2 separate regions of the Homo sapiens genome follow, and region 1 is linked to region 2. The links are chromatin contacts, found by Hi-C in ENCODE. All regions are on one chromosome and are shown on one strand. The core of a region is the stretch at or near the end of the contact, and the rest is flanking DNA. Distances in the headings are between cores, read along the strand shown. Region 1 holds the start of VPS8 (VPS8 subunit of CORVET complex). Region 2 holds the start of DNAJC19 (DnaJ heat shock protein family (Hsp40) member C19).

Region 1 (4,988 bases), core at 2,405-4,904, 3.8 Mb before region 2:
TTAAGAGCAGGAAGTAACTGGAAGCGTCTTGCTGAACTGCAACGGAAAAAACAAAGGTTAAAACACCCCAGCACCACTGCCACCTTTCCTGGAGGGCAACTGCTTCTCCTCCATTCCAACCATGTGATTTTGGTGGTGCTGCCAATCAAGTACCCTATCTGCCTAGCTAGCGGAGCAGAAGAGTAGGCACATCACATTCTTGGGTCCTATGTGGCCAATCAAGGTACTTCTGGAATTTCTCTTTATTCTAGGGTGCTTAATCTTGGATGGCATAACACAGGAGTCATCTGCAGTCACATCTTTTATGCATTTATATACAGTCATGTGCCCCAAAAAGACGTTTTGGGTCAACGACAGACCACATATACAACCATGGTCCCCTAACATTACACATAATGGAGCAGAAAAATGCCTGTAGCCCAGTGATGTCACAGCTGTTGTAATGAATGCATTACTCATCTGTCTGTGGTGATGCTGATGTAAACAGACCTACCGCACTGCCAGTAGTATAAAAGCTAAGCACATACAATTATGTGCAGTACATAATACTTGATAATAAACTATGTGCCAGTTTATGTATTTGCTATCCTATACTTTTTATCTTTAGAGTGTACTCATCCACTTATTTAAAAATTTAAAAATTAGCTGTAAAACAGTTTCAGGCAGGTCCTTCAGGAGGTATTCCAGAAGGCACTGTTATCATAAGAGATGACAGTTCCCTATGTGTTACTGCCTCTAAAGACATTCCACCGGGACCTTCCTGACTCTGTGTAGGCCTAGAGTAATGTGTGTGTTTGCGTCTTCGTTTTTAAAGATTAAAATTTTTTGAAATAGAAAAAAGCTAACAGAATAAGGATATAAAGAAAATATTTTTGTACAGCTAATTGTACAATGTGTTTGTATTTTAAGCTAAGTTTTATCACAAAGAAGTTAAAAACTTTTTTAAATTAAAAAGTTTATAACATAAAAGTTACATTACAGTAAGCTAAGGTTAATTTATTATTGGAGAAAGAAAAAATTTTTAATAAATTCAGTGTAGCCTAAGTGTACAGTGTTCAAAAAGTCTACAGTAGTGTACAATAATGTCCTAGGCCTTCACACTCACTCACTACTCACTGCCTCACCCACAGCAACTTCCAGTCCTGCAAACTCCATCCATGGTAAGTGCCCCACACAGGTTCACATTTTTCAATCTTTTAAACTGTATTTTTACTGTACCTTTTCTATGTTTAGATATACAAATACTTGGCCATTGTGTTACAACCACCTACAGTATTCAGTACAGTAACATGCTGTGCTGGTTTATAGCCTAGCAGCAACAGGCCATCCCACATAGTCTAGGTGTGTAGCAGACTACACCATCTAGGTTTGTGTAAGTACACTATGATGCATGCACAATGACAAAATTTGCCTAACCACACATTTCTCAGAACATATCCCCTAACTGTCCCATGACTGTAACAGGAAGAATGAGGCTTGCAATTACAGTTGCAGAGGAGATAGGGAACTGGGGGTTACTGGTCCTTTGCAGAAAGGGAGAGAGACACAAGTACTCCATCACTGGAGTCACTGGATTTAGTGATATAGTGATACCCCAGCCCCTTCCAGGTTTGGAGCCAATAAATCCCTTTTAGCTTAAGCCCATTTGAATTTTCTGTCACTTGCAACAGAAATATCTTTGACTAAAAAAGTATAATTGCTATTACAGTAAACCTAAGAAATTCATAACAGTGAAAAATCCAACGCAAAGCTATATTTCCTTGCTAAAACACAGAACACATTTAATAATGTCATACAGCGTGAAGATAAGTCAAATATTCATTCAAGATTCAGTTAAGAATACAACAGTTTGATCTTACCACTATGTACCGATGACACCTACAGCTGTGGATCAAGAGAACATACGATCTAAACTCTATGAAAGCTATCAATAGATCCAAAGTTAAACATACTTCATTAAATTCAAAAGATCTTACTTCTCATTCACATACATAACTGACATTTTGTGTCACACTGGTTGAAATGTCAATGGAATAGTGAGATACAGCTAAGAATCACCAACATGTCCCAATATTCTGGAAGACAGAAAACATCCATCTGCTGACAATGGTCCAGATACGAAGCAAATATATTAAATATAAAGAAAAAATCAACATATTACTCTGTTAGAGCTCTGGAAAGAATTTTCTCACAAATGCCTCTTTGACCATATAAAGCCCAGTAGTTCAACGAATTTTTTTTCCATTTATCTTTATTGCATATTCTATGGAACAGGCCAGCTATTGCCAGAGGATTCAATACCTATTCTGTGCTTAAATTTAACCATGAGCAAACCCACGTCTTACACAAACATATGCAGATTCTCCATCCACATTTATATTAGATATACCTCAAACCCACACAGGCAGACATAGACATACACAGACAATTAACATGTAATTGTCTCCCAAATGCAGACATTTGGAGTAAGGTTTAGCACCACAAGCTAACATCCATGCTTGTTTTGCTTGGGTTTTGGGGTTTTTCAGTAGGGGAAAGTAGAGTATGGTAGAGGGTGGATGGTGCAGAGGCCAGAAGCCTTCCTATTCATTCTAACAAGAATCTAAGAAGTGGAGGGGGCCTGCTTATTTAAAGAAGGCTCCCCAGCTAGCTATTCCTGATAACCCACGGCCATGGAACCTCTCACCGATCCTACCTCCTCCCACCCTATCCTCCTGTAAAGCACCCCCATTTTGTACACCCAGACACTCTGAGCAGCTGTTTCCCTCCTTCCCCAGATGCCAAGCACAAAGAACTGGCCAAGGCACAGGAGTAGCCTCGAACTTCAGAGGCCCACCTTTCACCCTGCTGCCCTCACTCTGGTGCACAACTTGCACGCGGAGACAAACTGGAACCAGCCTCACAGGGTGCGCACCGATCCTAAGAGGTGGACACCCCATCTAAGCCTCAGGCTCAGGCACCTTGATATCAGTCCCTGGAGGCTAAAGGGGTCCACACCTGTTTCCCAGGCCCGACAGACCGGCTACACACCTGTTCCGCCCGGGAGTGGGGAGGGGCATGACACCCGCCGCCTAGGCTCACAGTCGGGGGAGCGGGCGCGCCAGTCCCTCAGCCTAATTGCCGCACGACTGTAACAGGACAGAATGAGGCTTGCAATTATAGTCGCAAAGTAGATAGGGAACTGAGGGGTTACTGGCCCTTTGCAGAAAGGGAGAGATACACAAATACATCACCGGAGTCACTGGATTTAGTGATACCTCAGCCCCTTCCAGGTTTGGAGCCAATAAATCCCTTTTTACTTAAGCCCATTTGAATTTTCACATTCATTTGGAACCAGTAAGTGGAAATTGCCCGACCCAGTTCCGGGCCAACGTACGACACGCCCCTCCACTCGAGAATCAACCCCGCCCGGCCCGTGGCTCGGGTCCGGTTAGCCCGTCAGGGGCTGCTCTGTTCGCTCCCCGAGGTCCCGCCGCTGTCGCGCGGGGAGGAGACGCCGAGGCTCAGAGACCTGTCGCGCGCTCTCCTCCTACCCTGAATACGGCCCCTCAATCCTGTCTCCTTCCACGGGCCCGCTCTCTGGAAACTCGTTACCTGAGCTTGCTGCCATTCCGGCCGTGGACCGCCGGCCCACGTGACCGCACCCACTGCTCTAGCCTCACGCACGCGCACTACCTACCACTGCGGGCAGCGCTTCCGCTTTCCTCCTCGCACTGCTCCCCCTCCTGGGCGGTCCGCGCCTCTTCACCACGCCCCTATTTAAAGGGCCAGAGATACGCCGTCTTCCCCCCTACGGAAAAAATGGGTGATTCACATCTTGAGGACCAAGAGAATGGAAACGTCGAAAGAGTAGCGCAGACAAATAAATAACAGTCCTTGAGGTGAGAGGAGAAAGCTCCTCCTTTAAGAAAGTGAACTTACTTGCAGCCAGCCCAGAAGGGAAGTTGATTCCCTGCCTTTTGGAGTTTGCAACCAGTAAATTTTTTTTAACTTTTTTTTTTTTTTAAAAGATGAACTCAGAATTGCCTATTTATTGTGTCAAATAAGTACAATAGGCACACACATACTAAAATACCAACTATTATCTTGTAATATATCATCAGTGTTGCTCCCCAAAATACATCTTAACACCAAAAATACAGGAGAAACATAGTCTCAAATAAAGGAAACATCTGAAAAATGAACAAAAACGTATGCTTATTTCTCTTATCGCTCCTGAAGAAAGGTGAAAGCTTTCAGAACAGACTGGTTTCTAGAGTCATCACTGTACGTAACATTAGCCCCAGGACACAGATTTTAGGCCTGCTGGGGGCTATATAGGTCAAGAAAACAGGAGGAAGAACACCAGAAGATACTCTTGGAAGGAGATACAGAAAATATTCGGTTGGGCAGACATTTTTGAGCATCAGCTAGGTTCACTAGACTTCTGGGCCTTCAGAAGACCCGAAGGTGTTGCCCTGTCCTCCAGGTATTTATTTTCTAAGAATTCAGTGTACAGACATAACAAAATACAAGGCAGGCTGTTTTGAGTAATATAAAGAAAGACATTGAACCACCATTTTCGCACAGACAGGGGGAAAGGGTGAAACACTCAAGGAAGGATGTGGTATCTTGTCAGGGCCTTGAAGGATTTCAGTAGCAGAGAGCAGGGAGAATGCCTAGCTGAGGGAAGGGTGGGATCAAAGGCAGTACAAAGCAAGTTTGGGAACTAGTTATTGGCCTGATGTAGCCGTGGTGTGGCCAGTGGCTTTCAACCTTCTTTTAATCATCCCTCACAGTAAGAAATACATTTCAGGCCAGGTGCGGTGACTCATGCCTGCAATCCCAGCACTTTGGGAGGCTGAGGCAGGTGGTCAGGAGTTCAAGACCAGCCTGACCAACATGGAGAAACCCTGTCTCTACTAAAAATACAAAAATTAGCCAGGTGTGGTGGCATGCACCTGTGGTCCCAGCTACTCGGGAGGCTGAGGCAGGAGAATTGCTTGAAC
Region 2 (5,058 bases), core at 1,114-3,613:
TGAGTTTAGTAGGTTTTCTAGCACTTATTTTTTTAAGAAACAGAAAAGACCAGCATGCATTTCATGAAGTAAGGATAAGTATTATCTCATAAATAAATCTACTATGTATATCTGTGCGTGCAAGTATGTATTTGCTCCTTGGGTCACAGTGTAAAATATATTTCTTACTAAGGATGACAGTCAAAAAATGTTTGAAAGCCACAGTGCAAGAACACTCTTAGCTACCGCTCTCAACTCTCACTTATTTCTTCCCAAGGAGAAGTGACTTACCTGATTTAAAAATTTGGGATGAGAAACTAAGAAGATGTGCTTGAGTCCTTTCTCATTCTTTTGTCCCTACCCCCTCTTTTGTCTTTTATTACTTTCTATAGTAAACTAAATAATGTGTTCCAAAGATTTCAGGTCCTAATACTTGGAACCTGTGAATGTTACCTTATATGGCAAAGTGTTGGAAACTATGATTAAGTTAAGGATCTTAAGAAGGGGAGATTATCCTGGATTATCTGGGTAGCTGGTAAATGCAATTACATATATCCTTTAAGAGGAAACCAGAAGGAGATTTTACAAACAGAAGAGAAGGACAATGTGAAGATGGAAAAGTTGGAGCAGAGTGAGATTTCAAGATGCTGGCTTACAAGACTGCAGTGATTCAGTCACAAGTCAAGGAATGCTGGCAGTCACCAGAAGCTAGAAGAAATGAGGAATGATTATCCATTCATCAGTCAGTGGACATTTAAAAAGATTACTTTTCAAGGCTGTTTCTAGGATCTTGGCAGGTAGGTAAGAGGCAACCAGACTTAAGATTCATGAGTGAGGTATCATGAGAATGAGGAAGGCTTCTACACTCCAATTTGCACTCTGGCTTCCCTCATAATAATAGCCCCACACTGAGTGATGACCATAAGCAGAACACAATATGTGCATAATCTCTACGTTCACAAAAACTCGGCAAGGTAGTTATCATTACCTTCATTTTACAAATGAGGAAGAAACTCAATCAGAAATAACTTTTCCAAGTCACAGTATTAGTAAGTGACAGAGCCAGGTTACCTCCAGTTTGATCTGCCACCAAAAAAAGAGCTATCTCCAGCTCAACAAAATGTCTTGCTGTGTTGCTACTCCCAATTTCCTGAGTCTGGGTTTTGTAAAGTCTCAAAGCTAATTAGAGTCTACTGTAAATCTATTCCTCCAGAAACTGCATTACACAGTTTGTACATACCAAAAATATGCATAATAAATTTTTCCAGATAGCATTCTAGCTTGTTGATGCCAATTTGGTCCCAAGGTCTTATGCCTCACTTGATTATTTATTTTGTAATTGTTGGGTAAAAACCAGATAAAAGAGAGGCAAAAGAGGAAGTTATAAACTTAATGCTAGTGTCTTAGTGCTGGATGTCACCTTAAATCATGTGTTGACAATAAATTACATCACAAAAACCTTAGCGCTAGAAGAGCTCTTGGATTATCAAATGCAAACTGCTTTTACAGATGAGGAAAACAAACCCAAAAATTTTGCATATTTGTTTAATAACTAACAAACTCATCAAAGCAGAATTGCATTGCAATGTAAACGGATATTTAACACTGTAAATTCTGAGTGGGAAGTAACTCCAAACTTATTTTGATCATGCAAACGTTGCATTGTAAAATTCCATTATTGTCTCCATTATTTTTTTCTTCTCAAGCATTTATGTAGGGATGTATGAAACTGATGTCCACGTAAGGGCAAAATCCAGCCCTACTTTTTATTTTGGGTGAGGAGGAAAACTTTTAAATAGCCCTTTTCAGTTGTAGGATCTTGACATTCCATGTTCAGAATATGAACTGTCTTTAATCCCATTCTACAAAACGAAAACCCAAATATTCACAAAGTCTTGTCAAGTCACATCCTTAAATGAAGTTCTTTTACATTAAAAAATGCTACCGAGCAATCCCTGAAACACAGTGTGGTTGGTTTCATTTGTTTTTCTGGGCATCTCGTTTCCTACACTGGGTTACAACATATTTGTTTGGGTTCGTGGTGGAAATGTCACAGCATGTTTAACTACATTCATTACCCTTGACAATTATTAACATAAAATAAAGGCAAAACGAGGTGCTAAGATGTAGGGGGAAAAAATCGGTCTGAGTAAGGCTGCCCATGCCCTTCCCTGCAAGAATTTCCAAATACCCACCGCCCAGGAGCAAAGGACAGAAAACACAGAGAAGCCCCACCCCTACACCCAGAAATAAAGAGATCCGCCCACCCTTCAACCAACCCGAAGTCGCTTTCTCCGCTCTGTCCACTGCTTGAGCGACTTTCCTTCTCCTCCGCGTCCCCTTTTACGACAGTTTTCCGGCCTAGTTTGCGGCTGCTCCTGCCGTGTTGCGTAGGGCGCCTGTGCTTGAGGTTGGGGGTTGCGTCGCTCTCTGGTAAAGGCGTGCAGGTGTTGGCCGCGGCCTCTGAGCTGGGATGAGCCGTGCTCCCGGTGGAAGCAAGGGAGCCCAGCCGGAGCCATGGTGAGTGCGGCCTTCCGGTCTTCTTGGCGACCTCCGGCCCAGGCCTCAACCTCAGCTCCCCGCCTCGGAGGTGTGGAGTTGAAGTTGTGCTCCTTAGTGCGACTGCGGGCGGGAGGTTTCGGTTATTGGGGAGTCACACTCACCAGGACACAACCCTGTTGGCTCGCTCTCTTGGGGGTTTGTGTTTTTACATCGTCTTTCTGCACGGTTCTCCAGCTTCTTGTCCGCACGGGCTCTGCAGGTGTTGCTTGCCTGGAACTCCTGTAAGGTCAGAGGCTGTCATGGACTCGGAGATTAGTGGAAACGTATTTGATTATAAGTGCCCTTGCCCTAACACATCTTCACAGCACTAGCTCCACTTTGCTATGTCCTTCTCTTTGGCTTTTGCTGACAGATGTCTTCTCCATGCTTCCTGAACATATTTGGGCCTGTCTTGTTAGGAAACAACAGGGCAGTGCCAAAGGTATTAGTCTCCTAGTTTAGCCCACGTTTAGCCTCGAAAATGCGTTGTTAGAATTTTACAGGAGCCGTCTGTAAACAGTTTTTCCTTCTGTAGCAGAAACCTTATTTCCACATTTTTTTTTTTTTTTTTGAGACAGAGTCTTGCTCGGTCGCCTAGGCTGGAGTGCAGTGGCACAATCTTGGCTCACTACAAGCTCCGCCTCCCGGGTTCGCCATTCTCCTGCCTCAGCCTCCCAAGTAGCTGGGATTACAGGCGCCCACCACCACGCCCAGCTAATTTTTTTTTTTTTTGTATTTTTAGTAGAGACGGGGTTTCACCATGGTAGCCAGGATGGTCTCGATCTCCCGACCTAGTGATACGCCCGCCTCGCCTCCCAAAATGCTGGAATTACAGGCGTGAGCCACCGCGCCTGGCCTATTTCCACTACTTTTGATTGAACTTTAATGTGACTTAATTTGTCTGGTGATGAAAGAAGTTTTCAAAGGGAGGGAATCATCTTTTTCACTATTGTAAAGATAAATAAGCAAGTCGAACTTGCCCTCTTTCCCATATGATGAATCCTGTAACTTTAATGCATTCAGCATAACAGATGCAGTAGTTTTAAAGATTACTGGACAGAATATTTCCGCCTTAAAAGTTGTTTCTCTGCCAGGCATGGTGGCTTATGCCTATAATCTTAGCACTTTGGGAGGCCAAGGTGGGAGGATTGCTTGAGGCCAGGAGTTCAAGACCAGCCTAAGCAACATAGCAAGACTCCGTCTCTTAAAAAAAAAAAAAAAAAAAGAAAAAAAAAAGTTGTTTCTCCTATTAAAATGCAGTTTGTAATGAGTTGGGGATGGAAGAATGGGCAAAATGAGAAAGGGTGGGAATTAGAGAAGTAAATATTTACTCTTCTCCCCCTTACCAGGCCAGTACAGTGGTAGCAGTTGGACTGACCATTGCTGCTGCAGGATTTGCAGGTTTGTTTATGGTTTGGGGATGGAAGTGAAGTCGGGGAGATTGGAGATTTAGTTTACTTATTCTGTTGCTTTTGGTTTTAGGCCGTTACGTTTTGCAAGCCATGAAGCATATGGAGCCTCAAGTAAAACAAGTTTTTCAAAGCCTACCAAAATCTGTAAGACTTTGTTAATTCTTTGCTGCTTCTATTTGAAACCTAGAGCCACACTTAGGGAAGGGTAAATTTCCAAATATCCATGAAGTTCTAAGTGATTGCTTTGGACCCATTCTCCTGCTTCCTGCAAGGAGAGTATAGAAGTTCTGAACTTTGTGATGGTGCTACCCTGAAACATCAGATGTTATATGTGACAGAGTTGGATGGGGTTTTGACAATTCTAGTACCCCACTAGACCCAAGTTTCACTTTTTCACATACCATCACCTTCAGCATCATCTGTACATATTCTTGTTTTCCTTCATCTGCTCTGCATCGCACACACAGAGGTATATGATTCTAAAGTGATCCGATCTGACCATGTGGCCCTGGCACTCCCAAACATCATACATAGGTAGCACTCTAGTTAATTAGGCTATAGGGTTTGGCTTGATGTTATGGTCATACTCTCTGTGGTCACAGTTAAGAATAGATTTGGCTGTGATCACCTGTTGAATATGTTGTGATTAAGTGTAACAGAATAGAGTGATTGTAGGCTTTACCAATATGATTTCTGACATGGCAAGGTCAGAGGACCTAATAGTGGTATTTTCTGTATATATATCTTAAAGTCTTGTTTCAAATACACTTGAACCTCTTGTCTCAAAAGACTTCTGTTCTTGAGCCACTTCTTGCAGATTTTTATCTAGAATATGGCTAATTTGGAATGATCTTTCCTTTACTCCCGGAAGACCTGGCTTTCAGACACTGTTATTTTGTCTTATATTTCTAAGATAGTTCATATTGACTGGAAAAAAATGAATCTGTTTAATGATCATTAAAATACTACTTGTTGCTACTTATTTATAAACTTTATTCAGCTTTAGCTAAAATACCTCGGGAATTGCACTAAAAGTCCTCTGAAATGTCTTAGTTTTTCTTAGTTCTGTGAATATTTCCAGACGTCTTTTTTAAAGCAACTTTATTTTATTAACCTTTCTTTACAA

The links. A loop is a pair of places that touch in the nucleus more often than their neighbours do. Pooled maps may share reads with other maps.
Region 1: a map of CD4-positive, alpha-beta memory T cell shows a loop between it and region 2 (10-fold over the local background). The contact joins the promoter of VPS8 here to the promoter of DNAJC19 in region 2. A Hi-C loop is called at or near these places in 2 of 168 maps with a recorded cell type or tissue (CD4-positive, alpha-beta memory T cell and naive thymus-derived CD4-positive, alpha-beta T cell) and 4 of 50 pooled maps.

The regions. Positions count from the first base shown.
Region 1 is chr3:184,810,832-184,815,819 of GRCh38, reverse strand. It overlaps VPS8 (VPS8 subunit of CORVET complex), which reads right to left and starts at 3,654. Exons shown (of 48, transcript NM_001009921.3): 1 at 3,595-3,654. RefSeq lists silencers at 1,344-1,393, 1,404-1,493 and enhancers at 3,527-3,726, 3,787-3,836.
Region 2 is chr3:180,987,041-180,992,098 of GRCh38, reverse strand. DNAJC19 (DnaJ heat shock protein family (Hsp40) member C19) reads left to right here and starts at 2,363. Exons shown (of 6, transcript NM_145261.4): 1 at 2,363-2,499; 2 at 3,870-3,921; 3 at 4,003-4,076. The coding sequence starts at 2,497.